Linked DNA regions of Homo sapiens: region 1 is linked to region 2. A link is a loop called in an ENCODE intact Hi-C map of the cell type or tissue named here. Cell type or tissue: MCF 10A. All regions are shown on one strand. Each heading gives the region's core, and the rest is flanking DNA. Links, peaks and the distances in the headings are about the cores only.

Region 1 (10,097 bases), core at 3,482-5,981, 240 kb after region 2:
CCTGGGGACACAGACTATGCCACCACCCTTTTTAGGTTATGGGAAATCCTGTTTAAATGACTAACAATAGGACTTGTGTCCTATCAAGACCTTGGACAAAACCTCCATCCAAGCCTGAAGTTTCCGTGGACATTAAGGAATCTTAGAGGAGGTAGGAACCCCAAAAATGGGTTGGAAAACTAAGCTCGAAATTTTCTTGGTGTGACAACATCATTGCCTTAGTAGGCTCTCATTTTTTAAGCTTGACAAGAATTGAGCAAAGAAATGTTTCAGAGAATCAAACAATTTCAACTTTGGAATTTGAAATATTTTTAATATTTAAGAGAATATGGGCTATGTTAAGCTTGTCCAACCCTTGGCCAGTGGCTTTGAATGCAGCTGTAGCTTTAAATGCGGCCCAACACAAATTCGTAAACTTTCTTAAAACATTAAGAGATTTTTTTTCAATTCTTTTTTTTTTTTTTTTTTTTTTTTAGCTCATCAGCTATCATTAGTGTTAGTGTATTTTATGTGTGGCCCAAGACAATTCTTCTCCTTCCAGCGTGGCCCAGGGAAGCCAAAAGATTGCACACCCCAGTCTGTGTGAATAAAAAGTCAGTCTTAAGGTTTTAATTTAAATACACAAATGAGGCCGGGCACAGTGGCTCACGCCTATAATCCCAGCACTTTGGGAGGCCGAGGTGGGCGTATCGCCTGAAGTCAGGAGTTGGAGACCAGCCTGGCCAACATGGTGAAATCCTGTCTCTACTAAAAATACAAAAATTAGCCAGGCGTGGTAGTGGATGCCTGTAATCCCAGCTACTTGGGAGGCTGACAAAGGAGAATCGCTTGAATCTGGGAGATGGAGGTTGCAATGAGACGAGATCATGCCACTGCACTCCAGTCTGGGCGACAGAGCAAGACTCCGTCTCAAAAATAAAGTAAAATGCACAAATGAATCATTGATTGATTTAGACTTGTGATATTTTAAGTTGAAATTTTACTATGCTTGACAGAAGTGTTAAAAAGTTATAAAAATTTGAATTCATGATAAGCATAAGTTACCAGATTTCTAAGAATAATTTAAGTGCTTGAGAAAGTTGTGTTTGTTATTAAGGCAACTGAAGTATTTTTAAAAGAAATTGAATATGTTAAATCTATACATGCAGTTAAAAATGTTTAACTGTGTGTCAACCTGAAATAACCAGGAGCGTCAGAGTCTAATTTAAAAAGAGTTTAGGCCAGGCACAGTGGCTCACGCCAATAATTCCAGCACTTTGGGAAGCTGTGTGGATCCCTTGAGTCCAGGACTTCGAGACCAGCCTGGGCAACGTAGTGGGACACCGTCTCTACAAAAAATTTTAAAAATCAGCCATGTGTGGTGGCCCACACCTGTAGTCCCAGCTACTGAGGCTGAGGTGGGAGGATCACTTGAGCCCAGAAGGTTGAGGCTGCAGTGAACTGTGATTGTGCCACTGCACTCCAGCCTGGGCAACAGAGCGAGACCCTGTCTCAAAAAATAATAATAAAAAAAAATGTAAAATACACCAAAGTAAAATAAAATAGAGTTTATTCAAGCACAAGATTTGAGAACGGCCACCCAGAAACCTCAACTCCAAAGTAATGAACTCAGCATTCCGAAGTAGGGAAGTGAAGTTTTCATTTATAGAGGCAGGGACAGAGGAATTTTTAGCCAGATAACAACATTTTTCATACTAGGCTGGCGCATAGTTACAGCCATTTGACTGGTTATGGGCAGTGTTTCTTTTGGCGGAGGGCATATTTCACATTTTTTGTGAAGGGTATGATAGCTATGCGTTTCCTGTCATCTGTTCTACGCAGAGCAGGACAACAAAGGGGAAGTAGATGAGTCACAGGGTCATTAATTAAGAAGGCAGGAGGGTTTTGTCCCTGCTGTTCTTTAATTCTCTCTGGTCATTGTACAGAATAAGAAAAATAAGAAAGTGAGTTAATCTACAATCTGAGGAATAAAAGGCACATGACTCAGATCCCAGTCACAGCTCTCTCAAGGCTGAAGTGTGTCGGGGGTTCTGACAGATTTTAAATTATATTTTCATGCATGTTTAATTAGCCAAGATTGTCAATGGAACCAAATATTCAGTTGTATCATTTTAATAATTTTATAATAATTTTTAAAGTTTTTTTTTCTTTTTGAGACAGAGTCTCGCTCTGTCGCCCAGGCTGGAGTGCAGTGGTGCAATCTCCGCTCACTGAAACCTCTGCCTCCCGGATTCAAGTGACTCTCCTGCCTCAGCCTCCCAAGTAGCTGGGATTACAGTCATGCGCCACCATGCCCAGCTAATTTTTGTATTTTTAGTAGAGACAGAGTTTCACCATATTGGCCAGGCTGGTCTTGAACTCCTGACCTCAGGTGATCCACCTGCCTCGGCCTCCCAAACTGCTGGGATTACAGGCATGAGCCACCATGCCTGGCCCACTAAAGTTGTTATATTTTAAAAGAATACTTTTCCTAAATTTTTTCTTAAATTTTTAATCGTGGTAAAATATACATACCATACAATGTGCCATGTAAGCTATTTGTAAGTGTTCAGTTCAGCAGAGTGTTAGGTACGTTCACATTGTTAAATGCAGCCAATCTCCAAGACTCTTTTCATCTTGCAAAACTAGAATTCTACGCCCACTAAACGACAATTTGCCATTCCCCTCTCTCTTCAGCCCCCAGGGCAACCTCCTTTCTACTTTCTGTCCCTGTGAATCTGACTATTGTAGGTACCTCATTGAAGTGGAATCATATAGGCCAGGCACAGTGGCTCATGCCTGTAATCCCAGCACTTTGGGAGGCTGAGGTGGGAGGATTGCTTGAGCCTAGGAGTTCAAGACCAGCCTGGGCAACATAGTGAGACCCCATCTCTAGCAAATAAAAGAAAAAAGTGGAATTTGTCCTTAAGAGAAGATTTTTAACTTGAACTCAAAGCTAAAGTGGGATTGTTGAATTTGAAATGACAGTAAGTGGAATAATAATTTTTGAAAACCAAAGGAGATCCTTTTTTTTTTTTTTTTTGAGACAGGGTCTCACTCTGTCACCCAGGCTGGAGTGCAGTGGCCGACCTCGGCTCACTGCAACCTCTACCTCCCAGGCTCAAGCAATCTTCCCACCTCAGCCTCCGGAGTAGCTGGGACCACAGGCACACGCCAACACGCCTGGTTAATTTTTTTGCATTTTTGGTAGAGACGGGGTTTCACCATATTGCCCACGCTGGCCTCCAACTCCTGAGCTCAAGCGATCTGCCTGCCTCCGCCTCGACCTCCCAAAATAGTGAGATTACAGACATAAGCCACCGTACCCAGCCTACTATCTTTTTTTTTTTTTTTTTTGAGACAGAGTCTCGCTCTGTTGCCCAGGCTGGAGTGCAGTGGCATGATCTTGGCTCACTGCAGGCTCCCGGGTTCACACCATTCTCCTGCCTCAGCCTCCCTAGTAGCTGGGACTACCGGCGCCCGCCACCACGCTCAGCTAATTTTTTTTTGTATTTTTAGTAGAGACGGGGTTTCACCGTGTTAGCCAGGATGGTCTCGATCTCCTCACCTCATGATCCGCCCACCTCGGCCTCCCAAAGTGCTGGGATTACAGGCGTGAGCCACTGCGCCCAGCCCATTATCTTGTTTAAACCTCACAACCACCTGGGAAGGAGGTGCCATGATTAACCCCCATTTCACAGATGAGAAAACTGAGACTCAAGTGAGATGACTTGTCCAAGGTCTCCTAAGCCAGGAAGGGCTAGGATGTCAATCCAGGTGGACTGATTCTCGAGATGGAAAATGTGACCACATCATGGGGTATGGCAGAAATGATTATAGCGCCTTCTTCCAATGTGGTTGTAAATGACTGCGTGATGTTCTTCCTACACAAGGGTGTGTGTGTGTGCATGTGTGTGCATGCGTGCGTGTGTGTGTGCACGTGTATGTGCGTGTGTGCATGTTGTGTGTGTGCATGTGTTTGTGAGCATCCGTGCATGTTTTTTGCTCCTGCTAGGTTGCTCATAAGGATGGACCTGTGTCCCCACTCCCACCCGCACAGCACCTGACTCTGTGATTTGTTTATCAAGTGATTTTTAAAACGAATCAACGACCCAGGCTCACAGGACAAAGGCACTGAGGTAACAGGACAGGCCTGAAGGATGAGACACAAAAGACCTCCCTCTTTTACCAACTGGCTCTGCGCCCTTCGGCCGGTCACTGCCCCTCTCTGGGCCCCTCTCATCCTTCTCTGAGCTTCAGTCGCCCCTTTGTCCAGCGAGAAGTTCCCACTCTAAGGGACCTGCCACTGACCTCACACAAAGGTGGCCCCTGAATTCTGACCCAAACCACCAGGAAAAAGAGGGTCCCAAAAGCTAAAGGAAGGTGCTGAGCAGGGTGGGACAGAGGCGGAGGCATTCTGATCTCTCGGGCTCAGGCCGGCCAGCGCCGCCTCCCTGCTTCCAAGATGGGGATCTGGCGCCACCTTGTGGTCTCCGCCTCTTGCGGCCTTCGCGTGTTCCCTGTTTTAACTCTTGCTATTAACCCCACTGCTGCCCTCTGGGAACTCTGAAGCAATTCCACTCTCTTCACCAAATATTTATCTACTGTGCCCAGCTGTACCCAGGCTCGACCCAGAAAAATCATGAACAAGTCCCTGCCTAACCATTTAGAGGCGTCTGGATCTGCACCACCCATAGAAAAATGATGCAAACCAGCCGGGCGTAGTGGCTCACGCCTGTAATCCCAGCACTTTGGAAGGCCGAGGTGGGCAGATTACTTGAGGTCAGGAGTTCGAGACCAGCCTGGCCAACATGGTGAAACCCTGTCTCTACTAAAAATACAAAAATCAGCCGGGCATGGTGGCGCGTGCCTGTGGTCCCAGCTACTCCAGAGGCTGAGGCATGAGAATCACTTAAACCCAGGAGGCGGAGGTTGCAGTGAGAAAAGCTCATGCCACTGCATTCCAGCCTGGGTGACAGGGCAAGACTCTGTCTCAAAAAAAAAAAAAAAAAAAAGGAAGAAAGAAAAATAAAAATGATGGCAACCACAAATGTGTGCCTCACAGGTAACCACATTTTCTAGTAGCCACATTTTTAAAAGCTGAAATAAATAGGTACAATTAACTTTAACAATACGTCTTTGGGCTTTTTGATGTTTGTTTGTTTGAGACAGAGTCTTGCTCTGTCGCCCCAGCTGGCATGCAGTGGCACGGTCACTGCTCACTTGCAGCCTCAACCTCGTGGGCTCAAGAGATTCCCCCAACCTTGGCCTCCCAAGTAGCTGGGAGTACAGGGGGTGCATCACCATGCCTGGCTAATTTTTAAATTTTTTTGTAGAGACAGGGTCTTGCTATGTTGCCCAGGCTCATCTCAAACTCCTGAATGTTAGTGATCCTCCCTCCTCAGCCTCCCAAAGTGTTGGGATTACAGGCTTGAGCCACCACATCCAGCTAATAATACATTTGCATTTAATGAAATACATTCACCATATTATCATTCCAACATGGAGTCAATTATTTTTAAAATTACCATCTTTTTCTCCTTGTAACTCCTTGAAATCTGTATTTTACACCAGGGGTCCCCAACCCCCAGGCTATGGACCATTACCAGTCTGTGGTCTGTTGGGAACCAGGCACACCGCAGGAGGTGAGCATTGGGCTAGCAAGGGAAGTTTTGTCTTTAGATTCCCATAGGAGCACAAATGCTATTGTGAACTGCGCAGGTGAGAGATCTAGGCTGTGAGCTCCTGATGAGAATCTAATGCCTGATGACCTGTCACTGTCTCCCATCACCCCCAGATGGGACCATCTAGTTGCAGGAAAACAAGCTCAGGGCCCCCACTGATTCTACATTACGGTGAATTGTAAAATTGTTTCCTTATGTATTACAATGTGATGATAGAAATAAAGTGCACAAGAAATGTAATGCGCTTGAATCATCCCGAAACCATCCCCACCCCCATCCATGGAAAGCCTGTCTTCCACAAAACAGGTCCCTGGTGCCAAAAAGGTTGGGGACCACTGTTTTACACCTACAGCATGTGTCAGTTCAGATTAGCCACATAAACCTTGTCTGGCAGTGGCTACATGTTGGAAAGCATGGGTCTAGGACCTCCCAGGCTTACTCTGGCCCCCTGGCAGCCCCTCAGACAACTGGCTTATTACATCTTCTCCAGAATTCACCTTTCTAGCTTTGCTTCACTGACTAAGGGTAGAACCCTGGCCCGGACAAGTCATCTTACCCTTGGATGTATAAAATAAGGGTAAGAAAAATACTTACTTCTGGGGTTGTAGCAAGGATTCAATGGGATAACATACACACAGTGCTTAGCGCAGGTGCCTGGCAGGGAATAAATGCTCCATAAATGGTGACCTAATGAATGAAAGCCTTAGCCCATCTTTCAGCATGGTGATGGTTAATTTTCTGTGTCGATTTGGCCAGGCTATGGCACCCCATCATCCAGTCAAACATCAGTCTGGATGTTGCTGTGAAGATATTTTTCAGATGTGATCAACGTTTAAATCAGTAGACTTTGAGTAAAGTAGATTGCACTCCAAAATGTGGGTGGGCCTCATCCAATCAGTTGAAGGCCTTAACAACAAAGACTGAGGTTTCCCAAAGAGGAGGCAATTCAGCCTCCAGAATGCAACATAGAAACCGTGCTGTTTCCAACCTGTAGATTTCAGACTCAAGACCGCAACATCAATTCTTCTCCCATTTCTGACTGGCCAGCTCTACAAATTTCAGGCTTGTCAGCCCCCACAACCATGTGAGCCAATTTCTTAAAATAAATCTCTCTCTCTGCATATATAAATGTACCCCCGAGTGGGGTACAGCCACAGCAGCACGCAGAAGAGACATGACTTCCTCATTCTGAACTCACGCAGTATTAGAACAATGGAGCACCCCAGCCCTTCCCCGCCTCTGAGCACGATGTCTCTCAGGACCGAGAGCTGAGGCAGAGGCTGAATCAACGCCCCCATCCCAGAGACTCTTCTCAAGGGAGTGAGACCAAAGGGTGGGCTTTGCCAGGGGAAAGGGAATGTGACGGGGCCAGGCAGGGCCAGGGTTATGGGGATCTGCTCTTGAGGGTATGACTGCAGGTCCCCATGGTGCAGAGTCAGGGGTTGGGGCGATCCCTGGCCACAGAAGGATTGCTTTGGGGATCCATGGCCCAGACCCCGACCTCTTCCTTTCTCTGGTCTCCTGCCAGAATTCCTGTCAAATTTAGCTGCCTACAGCAGCCAGAGTGATTTTCCTAAAGTGTACATCGTGCCGTTGACACCTTCCAAAGTCCTTCCCAGGCTTCCCCCATGACCCCATAAAGATAAAGCCCCAAAGCCTTTTCCACGACTTACAATGCTCTGTGTGACCTGGCCACAGCCAGCCCAGCCTCTCACATTGTGGAAGCTTTGAAGTATGTTATCAAACAGCATGTAGTCAGAAGCCCATGTTTACAAAAACTTAAAATAACTATATACGCATAGGAAATAACTACCGTCTACTGGAACTTGGGTCTGTGCCAGGCCACGATGTGCAGTACCTTACTGGATATCATCTTGTTATTCCTTGTTCCTTATAACAATTCCTAGTATCTCCTTTATAGAAGAAGAAACTGAGGCCCAGAGAGGCCCCCAGCTAGTGAGGGGCAGAGCCAGACTTGACCCCAGGTCCACCAAGACCAAAGTCCATGCTCTTCACTGCAGGCTGGTTGGTGCCTCTGTGCAGATGGAAGATAATAATAGCTCTCACCTCACAGGGCTGTCGTGAGGATTAAACAGGCTGAGATGTGTGTGTGAATGGGCTCTGAACAGCTCCTGGCATGGCGCAAGGGCTCAGGAAGTGTGCTGCCCCACAGCAGCCTGTGGGCAGCCCGGCCAGATCATACTCATAGATTCAGACTGATCTCTGGTACTAGGGTCATGGGTGATCATATTTTTTTTAACTTTTCCACAATGACCAGGTAATACTTGTGCATTTTTTTCTTTCTTTTTAAATTATTGTATGTATAGTGCTCTCAGTAAGCTGTCTGTTTCCTCAAAGCAGGCTTGTCGAAGTTTGAGTGGCCTCCCTGGTTCCCCCAAGGCCTGGCCCGGAGACCCCACACCCAGTGGAGGAACCTAACAGAAAACAGCTCAGAAGAGCCCCTCTTAGCCCAGGCACCCTGCCCACAGGCTTGGCAGGGGCGCTTGCTGGAGGGGTGGGTGCGGGTCTGTGCCAGGAACTGGCCTAAGCTAAGTCCCCAAAAGACACCGTGAGATGCTTTGTGGCTCTTCCGGATCCCAGGGGAGAGGTGGGAGCAGCCGTGATGCATGCGACCTCCGGCCCTGAATCCACCAACAGCTGTGACTACTTCAGCTATTTTAAACCTCTGGGCACCAGGAAACTCCTGTCTCATCAACCAGGCTCTGGGCCCAACATGATGGCCTGAGCCCGGGCAGGAGTCCTGAGTGTGGGTGGCCAGGTCTGAATTGGGTTTTTAAGGGGAGGGGGCTTCATTTCTTGAGCCTTGTGCCAGGCTCTGTGCTAGTATTTTCTGCACCTTGTTGTCTCGTTTAATACCGTCCTTACACCGTGCTGAGGGATCAGTTACTTCACAGAGGCAGAAAATGGGGCTCCGAATGGCAGGGTACCTGGCCCAAGGCGGCACAAAAGCAGAGCTGGGCCTAGAACTGCGACTTCCTTATCTACAAAGCATGGACAGCATTCTGCCCCTGCCCTCACTCGGCCTTGCCCCCTGCCTCCACCCCAGTGGCCCTGCAAGCTCCTCCCTCTGCCACTCTTAGGAGCTCTGCAACCCAGAGTCAATTCCCCCACCTCCTCACAGCTCACTTTCTTCATCTGTAAAGTGGCGGAGTTACTGGGAGGGTTCAGTGATCTAACTCTAATACATGAAAAGAGCCGCTTGGAACAGTGCCTGACCCACAGAAAGAAAGCAGTAAGTGCCCGCTCTTACTCCAGCTCCCCTGGGTATTGCGGTCTGATGTTATCACTATCTTGCCCAGTGTCCTGTTATGAGCTGCCCGGGGTCTCCGTCAGTGGGGGGTACAGTGTCCTCCCCCACTCTGGCCCCAGTCTCCCCATGAGTCAAATGAAAGTTAGAGCCCCAGGAAGGTGAGAACCCTGGTGGGTGCCCGTTATCTGTCACACAGTAAGGGCTCCAAAGTCACTCGTGGCAGAGGGGTGCCCAGACACGAGCTCACCTCTGGGGGCGCCTCGAAGTCTCTCCAAGCTACACAAGTTTTGTCCCAGTTTGGCAGGTGGCCACCCGAGAGATTCCTCCTGATTGGAGGATGTGCTCAGCCGGGTGCCTGGAGTTCATCAGAAGTTACTGGCCTCGGCCGGGCGCTGTGGCTCACGCCTGTAATCCTAGCACTTTGGGAGGCCGAGGCAGGTAGATCACCTGAGATCAGGAGTTCAAAACCAGCCTGGCCAACATGGAGAAACCCCGTCTCTACTAAAAATACAAAATTAGCTGGGTGTGGTGGTGCCTGCCTGTAATCCCAGCTACTTGGGAGGCTGAGGCAGGAGAATCAATTAAACCTGGGAGGCGGAGGTTGCAATGAGCTGAGATGGCGCCATTGTACTCCAGCCTGGGTAACAAGAGGAAAACTCTGTCTCAAAAAAAAAAAAAAAAAACAGTTACTGGCCTCTCCCTGGGTCTGTGAGCTGTGCCTTTGGGGGACAAATGACCTCCTGGCTAAAACTCGGGCCTTCCCTCTTCCCCACTCACATTCCTCCCAAATCCCTGCCACTCAGAAGCAGCTGGGCTCTTCACCACCTCCTAATTTGGGCCGCCTCAGGGAGAAGGTTGGAGTCCAAGGGCTGGGTATATCAGCACTGGGCACTTGTGGGCCTCACCCCTCTTGTCTGGGGGCACCCGTTCCTGGAGCTCCATCTTCCATCAGCTCTAACTCCTTCCCAAACACACATCCCCTCCGCCCCACTCCTTCCCTCCCACGGCCTCTGCCCACCCCCCCTCAGTTTCTGTCCTCACCTACCAAAGACCACTTCCTCACACAGGGCTGATGTATGTGTCTGAACAGCACTCCCACTGGGTCCCAGGGGAAGGGCTGGGACATGGGAGGGGCTGGCCGAGGCCCACACTGATTGTCATCC
Region 2 (10,097 bases), core at 4,803-7,302:
CACGCCTGTAATCCCAACACTCTGGGAGGCTGAGGTGGGCGGATCACGAGGTCAGGAGATTGAGACCAGCCTGGCCAACACAGTGAAATCCCGTCTCCACTAAAAATACAAAAAAATTAGCCCACTAAAAATACAAAAAAAATAGCCCACTAAAAATAAAAAAAATTAGCCCACTAAAAATAAAAAAAATTAGCCCACTAAAAATAAAAAAAAATTAGCCGGGCATGGTGGCGGGTACCTATAGTCCCAGCTACTCGGGAGGCTGAGGCAGGAGAATGGTGTGAACCTGGGAGGTGGAATGGGCAGTGAGCCAAGATCGCGCCACTGCACTCCAGCCTGGGCAACAGAGCAAGACTCCATCTCAAACAAAAACAAACACCCTAGAATCAGGTTTAAGAGAGATGATATGGCCAGGCACAGTGGCTCACGCTTGTAATCCCAGCACTTGGGGAGGCCGAGGCAGGTGGATCGCGAGGTCAGGAGTTCGAGACCAGCCTGGCCAACATGGTGAAAACCTGTCTCTACTAAAAATATAAAAATTAGCCAGGCATGGTGGCACACACCTATAGTCCCAGCTAATCTGGAGGCTGAGGTAGGAGAATCACTTGAACCTGGGAGGCAGAGGTTACAGTGAGCCGAGATCATGCCACTGTACTCCAGCCTGAGTGACAGTAAGACTCATCTCAGAAAAAAAAGAAAAAAAAAGTAGATGTTATAGAGCTTGTTCCTGAGCTGATGGGGGTGATCTAGAGGGCGGGGAAGGGTGGCGGCTTCTTACATTGGTAAGAATTGACAAAGGAATGTTCTTGAATAAGAAAGGATCTAGTGAGACAAGAAAGACTAACTTTGGACCAGATGCGTCAATTAGTAACAAAGGAAGAAGGTAGGCACTAGACAGGCGTAGGTGGGTAGATGGCAGCGACACGGAAGTTCTGGCTGTTTCTATTCTCAGAATTAGGTTGGCAGTGCACGAAGATGGAGAAGTGACTGAGCGTCGAGGAGGGAGTGTGTGAGTGGGTATCTCAAATGAATCCATTTAGGAGTTTGTTCAGGAGTTCCTGGGGCCCACAGGAGGCATCTTGTTACCTGGAGAATCTTTTTTGGCTCCTCCTACAATCCCACCCCTTCCCCAACCCCAGCGGTGAGTTGGGCCCCAGGCTCCCAGTTGGAGCAACACTCACCAATGCCAGTGAGGTACAGCACAGCTGTGCCCACGGGGGCATCCTCGTTGGGCCCATAGTATGTGACCGAGACCTGTGGAGACAGCATCCCGAAACCATAGGCAGTGTTGGACGGGAGGTGCCAGGAACAGAGCCCCAGGCCATGTGCCGAGTCTAGGCGTGGGATCTTGGTCTTGTGTTATGGCTTCTGAAGTCTCACCTATGAGCTGGTATGGGGCCACAGCCCTGCGCTTAGGGCTGAGTCAGTCCCCTAAGGACTTAGAACCTGCCATGACCCCCAACCCTAACCTTGTCGAGAGCCAGGCTTGAAACCACCTGTCCACGTGAGAGCTGTATCCCTGATGGCGGGGTGATCAAGGGACTTATCCCAAAGGGATTTAAGAAACAGGCTGCCTGGCTCTAGAGCCCAAGCTTGAAACCACACTATACATCCTCCCTGCTAAACCCACTCTCCTGGGGTCCCATGTCCTACTCCATAAGGTGCACGGTGGGGAAACAGGCCTCTGGTGGCTTAAGCTGCTCACTAAGAAGGACACCCAGGTGAAGAAGCAGCGTTGGGACTCAGTCCCAACTGTGGGACTGTGTCCCACACCAGCCTCTACTTTATGCTTTTAGAAAGAGACCTGCCCTCCAGCCACTGACCCTGACCACAAGGTCTTGGTCATGAACCAGAGACCCAACCATTGGCCAGAGCATGTGACAGATCCACCCCATCCTTAAATAGAAGCTTTAGTCCTCTAAGTTCAAGGTTCTTTGTTGGCCACTCCTGAGGGTCCTGGAGGCCGAGCCCTGGGCAGAGAATGGTTCTCAGGTAGTCTGGAGTTCCACTGGCACCCACCGTGGCCTCCATTCTTATCTGAGATACCTTTTTTTGCGATGGAGTTTTGTTCTTGTTGCCCAGGCTGTAATGCAGTGGGACAATCTCAGCTTACTACAACCTCCACCTCCTGGGTTCAAGCGATTCTCCAGCCTCAGCCTCCTGAGAACCTGAGATTACAGGCACCTGCCACCACACCTGGCTAATTTTTGTATTTTTAGTAGAGACAGCGTTTCACCATGTTGGCCAGGCTGGTCTCAAACTCCCGACCTCAGGTGATCTGCCCATCTCAGCCTTCCAAAGTGCTGGGATTACAGGCATGAGCCACCACACCTGGCCAGAGACACTCAGTTCCTACCTAAGTCCACTACTTGCCTCTCAGGGAGTTGCCTGCCCTGGGCACACAGCGCAGGTGGGTGTGTGTACCTACCCCTCTGCAGCAGACATCTCCAGTAGGTCCTGTAGGGTGTGGGGGGAGGGAGGGAGAGCTCTCCCAGTCCTGAACTGCTCCATCATGGTTCTCACCCCCAGCCCCGCACTGGGTGCACCTGGAGAGCTTTAAACCAGCGGCCAGGATCCTAGCCCTGAGGTTCCATTGGTACCTCAGGTTTAATTGGTAGAGGGGGTGTGGCCTGGGTATTGATGTTATTAGCTCCCCAGTGGTTCTCACCTGCAACCAAGGTTGAACACTCCTGCCCTGAATGAGCCACCTGCTTCTACCACAGGAGAACCTCCCCAACATAGGCACCCCATTAGGGAGACAGCTTACCCAGGGGAGAATACACCCTTGGGCTCAAGCTCAAATCCTGGGTCTATCCCACTCTAGGTAGGCTACTTAGGTTTAGACACAGCACTCTGTGCCTTAGTTTCCTCATATGTAAAGTGATGGTAGGCCAGGTGTGGTGGCTCATGCCTGTAATCCCAGCACTTTGGGAGGTGGAGGCAGGTAGATCACTTGAAGTCAGGAGTTTGAGACCAGCCTGGCCAACATAGTGAAACCCTGTCTCATACTAAAAATACAAAATTAGCCGGGCATGGTGGTGGGTGCCTGTAGTCCCAGCTACTCGGGAAGCTGAGGCAGGAGAATTGCTTGAACCCGGGAAGTGGAGGTTGCAGTGAGCTGAGATTGTGCCATTGCACCCCAGTCTGGGCAATGAGCGTGAGACTCAAAAAAAAAAATAATAATAAATAAATGAAAATAAAAAATAAATCCCAGTCCTGCTGGTTGCTGACTTGGCAGGGCACCTTCGCTAGGTGCCTCTGTTTCTTTGTAAAATGGGGTCATGGAGTGCCCACACCACTGGTCTGTTGCAGACACTGGATGAGATCAGACGTGCAAAACAACGTGTTTCCCAGGCTCGAGTCACGTCTGCAGCCAGGAGGAAGCCCCAGTGGCTGTGCTAGGTCCCACCCCGGGAGATGCCCCTCACCTCTTCCCCTGAGGCTTACCTTATCCGCATCCACGGAAGGGCTGGGCGATGTCATCTTCACTGTGGCGTACGTGGGATCAGACAGGGGCCACCAGATGGTGGCGTCCTCCTTCTCAGAAATCACCGTGTTGGCCACATCGATCAAGACCCTCCCAGAGCCATGGATGGTGAAGCACTGGCACTTCTGGGGGGCACACCTGGTTTGCCCGGTAAGAGACACGCGTCAGGGCACAAACACCTTCTCAGCCTAGGAGATGACTGGCATGGGGGAGGGGACGGCTCCCGAATCCTCATTCTCCTTAGGGTGTTGAGGCAGAGTGGTCTGGGGTCCTTATTCCTACCCACCCCCTCCCAAAGGACCCCTGTGTTTGCTCTCCGACGGGCTCCAGCCCAAACCCCATCCCGCTACCGACACTGCAGAAGTTACCACAGCTACATCTTAGTAATAAGCACCCAATTCCCAAGAAGGGGGGAGCCACAAAGGATCCCCATAAAGAAAAAGATCAGGGCAAGCGACTCAGGAAGTTGTACTGTGACCCTGCTGAGTCACCTCCACCTGCAGGCTCCAGCATCTAGCAGTCTCCCTGGCCTGCTCCTCACAGCCCCCCGAGGCCAGCGTCCCCATGGTTTCACAGATAGGGGAACAGAGAGGCCAAGGCCCTTGCCTCACTAAGAGTCCATGGCAGCTGCTACAGGGCAGAGGCAGGATTTAAGTCAGAATTCTGCGTGGTTGGAACTGGGAGGCCCCCCACTAGAGACCCAAGGCTTCCCAAGATGGGGCAGGATAGTGAGGCTAGAGAAGTAACCCCCAACTCCCAGATCAAGGGGACTGGGTCCCAGGCCTGCCTGCCTGTCTGCCTGCCACCTCTGGCAGAGCTCCCAGCATCTCACCCGCTGAGATCCAAGCAGATTTCTGTGCCCAACACACAAACGGCATGGACAGGGCTGTCCAGGGACAGGTGGATGATACTCTGGAAGGACATGGCTCGGCCCTCCACGCTGACCATCCTCAGGCCTGCACCGCAGCCCTCACTCAGCACAGCAGCCTCAGACGCCCCAGGGCTCACCCTGCCCTTCCCTGTTATACAGTCCAGGCCTGTGCAGGCCACCCCCTTGTTAAGAAGGGGAGGGGTCAGCAGCTGCCCAGGTGTCACTGATTTTCCCTCTAAGAGCTTCCTGGTGGCTGATAGTCTGGGGAGCAGGTGGCATCAGAACCCCTTCATCACCAATTTATCAGGCACCTCGTGCCTGCAGAGCTGCAGGCCAGGGGAGTCTGAGGCCGGTTGCTTAGGCATCTGTGGCCTTCAGCTGGGAAGAGGAGGGGCTCTGGGAAGTCGGTGCCTTGGAGTGATCAACTTGGCCATGTTGCTGGAGGACTCAGCTGGAAGCTGTCGGGGCAAATACCTGCAGAGGGCAGTTGGGAGGAGTTGATGGTAGCAGTCAGGATGGCAATGTGTGGCAGCATGCCCAGGCTCTGGGGTCTCAGTTCTAGGGTGTGTGTCTCCTGGAAATTGACGAAGGAGCTCGGCAAAGTGCTGGACTGGTGGTTTGGTTTTGTTTTTGAGACAGGGTCTCTACCCATGCTAGAGTGCAGTGGCGCAATCATAGCTCACTGCAGCCTCAACCTACCTGGCTCCAGTGATCCATCTCAGCCTCCCAAGTAGCTGGGACTACAGGTGTGCACCACCATGTCCAGCTGATTTTTGTATTTTTTGTAGAGACCGGGTTTTGCCATGTTGCCCAGGCTAGTCTCGAACTTCTTGATCCCAGAAATCCTCCTATCTCGACCTGCCAAAGTGCTGGGATTACAGGCGTGAGCCACAGCGCCTGCCTAGACTAGGTGGTTATTAACCCTCTGGTGGTTTCAAAAATTATCAAGGGTGCTTGTTAACATTGCAAATTCCTGGGCCCAGAAGGTCTAGGGTGTGGTCCAGGAACCTGCATCCCAACCCCCAGTGATTAAGGTGAGCTCTTTGCTTACAGCTGTGTCGGTGGGGGTGGGGGCACAGCAAGTGTTAGTGGAATGAATACATCAAGCCAGGGTCATCAGCTGCTACTCATCTCAGCGGAGCCCACAGAGCAAAGAAATAGGAACCCTTCTCTGGCACAAGGAACTTACATAACTGACTTTAAAATTGTGTTCATTTCATGTCTTAAGCTTGGGTTGAGTTTTTTTTTGTTGTTGTTTTTGAGACAGGGTCTCACTCCGTTACCCAGGCTGGAGTGAAGTGGCGTGATCATGGTTCACAGCCTTGACCTCCCAGGCTCAAGTGGTCTTCCCACCTCAGCCTCCTGAGCAGCTGGGACTACAGATGTGCACCACCATGCCCAGCTAATGGTTTTACATTTTTCCGCAGAGATGGGGTCTTGTTATGTTGCCCAGGCTGGGTCATGCTTACTCCTGAATAGGTACCACAGTCACATGATTCCAAGTTCAGAGTCTCCCTCCTGCCCTGTGCCTTACCCACCTGCAGGTGGAGGTAGTGACAGTGTTACCCGTTTCTTATATGTCTTTCCAAATAAATGTTATGCATGACCAAGTAAATATGTGTGTGTATCCTTTTCTTCTTCTCTTCCTCCTCCAATACTAGCATACAGTTAGATAAATTTGAAGGGGCTTTATGGTGAGAAAGGGAAGGACGTGGAGTCTATTTTAAGGTTAAGGGAAAAAGGCTTCTGCAGGTTCCTTCGAGGTTACATCTCGAGACTAAAGAGAAAAGTTGTAAAATGTGCTCAAAGTTAAGCTGCTTGGTTACAATTACAAACTTTTCAGTTCAGTGGAGATGCCCCTGGAAGCCCATTGGGTTATCTTTTTTGAGGAAGGACAAGGAGGTCATTTAGTCATTTGCTCCACTAGAATTGCTGAACACCTACTATGTCCGGGGCGCTTTTGCTCTTTTCTTCTCTCCTCCTACTACTGTCTTCTTATATAAACGGTAGTATGTGCCACCCAGTATTCCATACCTTGCCTCTTTCACTTCATAGTTATACTGGAGAGAAGTTCTTTGTATCAGTACGTAAAAAGCAGCCTTACCCCTTTGTACAGCTGTGTATTTTACATAGGGTTGTACTGTAATATAAACATTTGTTTTCAGCCTTTGCTCTAATATGCACCCAGGTGTACCCAGCATAGGAGGTGGAGATGAGGTACTGAGTGAAGCCTGTTCGGTCAGCCAGGCTGGCTAAATTTGCAAGTTGCAGTAAAAAATTCCCTCCCTGGAGGTTTTAAGCACTCAACACAACTCTCAAGGATGTCTCTGTTTTAGTTGCTCTTGGAGGCAGGGGGTTGGTCAGCAAGACCCAAAATGCCCCTCTGGTTGGATTGAAAGTGGCAAAATTAAGCAGGCAGGAAGCACTCAGCGTGCAGAGGCTCTGATGAGACTCATCCCAAAGGGCTCACCCACCCTCACGCACAAGCGGCCAGAGGCAGCTGGAGGGAGAAGACGGGTTGACTGGGGAGGGGTCGCTGAGGCCCAGTCCAGGCTCTGGGGTCTGGAGGAAGGCAGCCTGGAAGCTCTGACGTTCCCCACCCTGGGGCAGCCCTGCCTTGTGCCAGGGCTCTACAGAGCACAGTGAGGAAGGCTCCTCACCCAGCCTCGTGGACAGAGATGAAAGTGACTCAGACCCAGAGCACGTCCTGCTCGCCTCCAGGGGCTTCTTATTCACCACTGAATCCCCAGCACCTGCAAAACAGCTCCAGACATAGTAGGTACTCAACAAGTTATTGTGGAGCAAATGACTAAATCACCTCCTTGTCCTCCCCCTAAGAAGATAATAACCCAGCCGGGCACGGTGGCTCAGGCCTGTAATCCCAGCACTTTGGGAGGCCAAGGCAGGTGGATCACCTGAGGTCCGGAGTTTGAGATCAGCCTGGTCAACATGGTGAAACCCGTCTACTAAAAATACAAAAATTAGCCAGGTGTGGTGGCTCACGCCTGTAATCCCAGCTACTCAGGAGGCTGAGGCAGGAGAATCGCTTGAGCTGGGGAGATGGAGTTTGCAGCGAGCCGAGATAATGCCACTGTACTCCAGCCTGGCCGACAGAGCAAGATTCTATCTCAAAAAAAAATAAATGAATAAAATAAAGATAATAACCCAATGGGCTTCCAGGGGTGTCTCCACTGAACCGAGGGGTTAGTGATTGTAACTGAGCAGCTTAACTTCAAATGCATTTTACAACTTTTTTTCCCTTTCTCTTCAGTCTCAAGAAGTAACCTTAAAGCAAACTGCAGAAGCCTTTTCCCTTAACCCTAAAATAGACTCCATGTCCCTCCCTTTCCCACCATAAAGCCCCTTCACATTTATCTAACTGTATGCTAGTATCTAATTATATGCTTGCTTACAAGTTCCAGGCCAGGTGTGATGGCTCACGCCTGTAATCCCAGAGCTTTGGGAGGCTGAGACGGAAGGATTCCTTGAGCCCAGGAGTTTGAGACCAGCCTGGGCAACATAACGAAACCCTGTCTCTAAATGATGATGATGATGATGATAAAAGAAGTTCCAGGGGCTAATCTTGAGACAGACCGAGCCTGGAGACCCAGCTGCAGAATTCAAGAGATTACCTCCAGGCAGCTAGCCAACAACTCAGCACATTGCTGAAATGACGTCAGCCCGTGCTTTAGGGGGACTGAGACCCGAGTTAGCCATGGAAACAAGACACAGACCTTGTACTCCTCACAACTCCTGCACACCTCCTGTACCAAATTTCCTTTTTTTTTTTTTTTTTTTTTTTTTGAGACAGAGTCTCGCTCTGTTGCCTAGGATGGAGTGCAATGGCACCATCTCGGCTCACCGCAACCTCTGTCTTCCAGGTTCAAGCGATTCTCCTGCCTCAACCTCCCAAGTAGCTGGGATTACAGGCGTCCACCACCACGCCCAGCTAATTTTTGTATTTTTAGTAGAGATGGGGTTTCACCATGTTGGTCAGGCTGGTCTCAAACTCCTGACCTCAGGTGATCCGCCCACCTCGGCCTCTCAAAGTGCTGGGATTACAGGTGTGAGCCACCGCGCCCAGCCAGAGTTTCCCTTTTAAAACTCTTGCCTTCAACCCAGAAAGGCGAAGCGGTTGCTTTTGATGTGAATCCAACCACTCCCCCATTGCTAGTTTTGGTAAATAAAGTCACCTTCTACCACATTTTGCTCTTGTTTTTGGGCTCGAGCTCTCCAACTGGCATTGGCTGGACCTGCTTGGGTTACATGATCATAAAGTAACTTTGTATTGACTCCCGCACTCCTCACATGCTTATTCCATGCAGAAGTTCTCTCTCGGCAACTCAGGTTTGCTCATCATGCTCAACTCAGGTTTGCTCATCAGAAGTCCCATGGTCACTTGAGGTCACTGTGGTGGGCGCTGTGGTGTGCCACCGCGCCCCCCTTTAGGGGGAGGCACTCACGCCCCCAGCTGCTGCGAGTGCCGCAAGTCTCTCTTCTGGAATTGCCTTCTGTGCCTAGGAGCGGCCTAGTACCTGGTTGTGTCCCCATCTGGGGACAGCCACATCCAATGTGGGGGGACAAAGGCCAGGTTGCCTTGTCTGAATGCAGGACAACTCTGAGGCCCTTCCCCAGCCCCCAAGATACCCCGTGCATTGCCTGAAGCCTTGAGGCAACTGCATCCCAGTTCAGTGTCCCCCTCTGAGCCCCACACTCCCTCCCAGGTGCGCTTCCGGAAACACCCTCCCCCGGCACCCCCCATAAACCTCCTGCAGGCAAATCTCCATCTAAGAATCTGTTTCCAGGAACCAGACATAAAACACTCTCAATTCAGGACTCAGATTTGTAAAGGGGAATGTTCACCCTTTCCTATGAGGGCTTGATGCAGGTGCAAGGCTTAGAGCTGCGGAAAGGAAAGGAGGTGCCTGGCTTATTTCTTTCCTATTCTGCTGGCTGCAGCTGGCACGTGGTGATTTCCAACCTACAGTAGGTGGAATAATGGCACCCAAGAGAGATCAGGTCCTAATCTTCGGAACCTGTAGGTTGTCTCATATAGAAACAAAGAAAGAGTCTGTTTGCAGAGGTGAATGAAGATCTTGGGATGGGGAGATTGTCCTGGACTATCCGATGGGCTCCAAATATCATCACAAGTGTCCTTATAAGGGGGAGGCAGAGGGAGATTTGACACACACAGAAGAGAAAGCCATGTGACCAGGGAGGCAGAGATTGGCATGAGGCAGCCACTAGCTGAGGAAAGCTGGCAGAAGCTAGAAGAGAAACTCCCCTCCTAAAGCCTTTGGAGCTGGGATGGCCCTGCTGATACCTGAATTTCAGCCCAGTGAGACTGATTTTGATCTCCTGGTCTCTGGAACTGAGAGAGGGTCCATCTCTATTGTTTTAAGCCTTTTAGTTCGTGATGATTTGTAACAGCAGCTTCAGGAAACTCCTATGTGGTCTCTGGGGAAGGGAGAGGTGGGAGCAAGGCGAAAGGAACAGGGAAGTTTTTGTTTGATGGGCATGATCAGGGGATGGCTCTGTGCTCTAGAGGGATGGTAGCACTTTCTCTCCCGTGGGCTTCCCTGACTTCTCCAGAGACACCTCCCACCTGCAACCCATACGTGGCTGGGGTAACATCTGCGCATCTGCATGTCCCCTGATGCCAGGGGTGCCTTATCCACCAGCTTGTCTCTGAGTCCTTCCCCAGCCCTAGGAATCCAGCAAAATCTTCAGTTTTATCTG

Evidence for each region. A loop is a pair of places that touch in the nucleus more often than their neighbours do. Peaks named below come from ENCODE experiments on the same cell type or tissue, not always from the same donor. Only the 100,000 strongest peaks of a DNase experiment are listed, where the experiment ranks them.
Region 1: a loop joins it to region 2, with 18 times the contacts of the local background. A loop is called at or near these places in 3 of 110 quality-filtered maps.

The regions. Positions count from the first base shown.
Region 1 is chr1:17,120,300-17,130,396 of GRCh38, reverse strand. No RefSeq gene overlaps it. Among named protein-coding and RNA genes, the nearest start is that of PADI2, 5.9 kb to the right of the region's middle. RefSeq lists silencers at 4,323-4,412, 8,221-8,404 and an enhancer at 9,821-10,097. In MCF 10A, for the core only: a CTCF peak has its summit at 4,478 (motif pointing left); a DNase peak (open chromatin) is centred at 4,456.
Region 2 is chr1:17,366,584-17,376,680 of GRCh38, reverse strand. It overlaps PADI6 (peptidyl arginine deiminase 6), which reads right to left and starts at 4,485. Exons shown (of 16, transcript NM_207421.4): 1 at 4,320-4,485; 2 at 3,448-3,625; 3 at 1,182-1,254. The coding sequence starts at 4,435. In MCF 10A, for the core only: a CTCF peak has its summit at 5,901 (motif pointing right); DNase peaks (open chromatin) are centred at 5,900 and 7,070.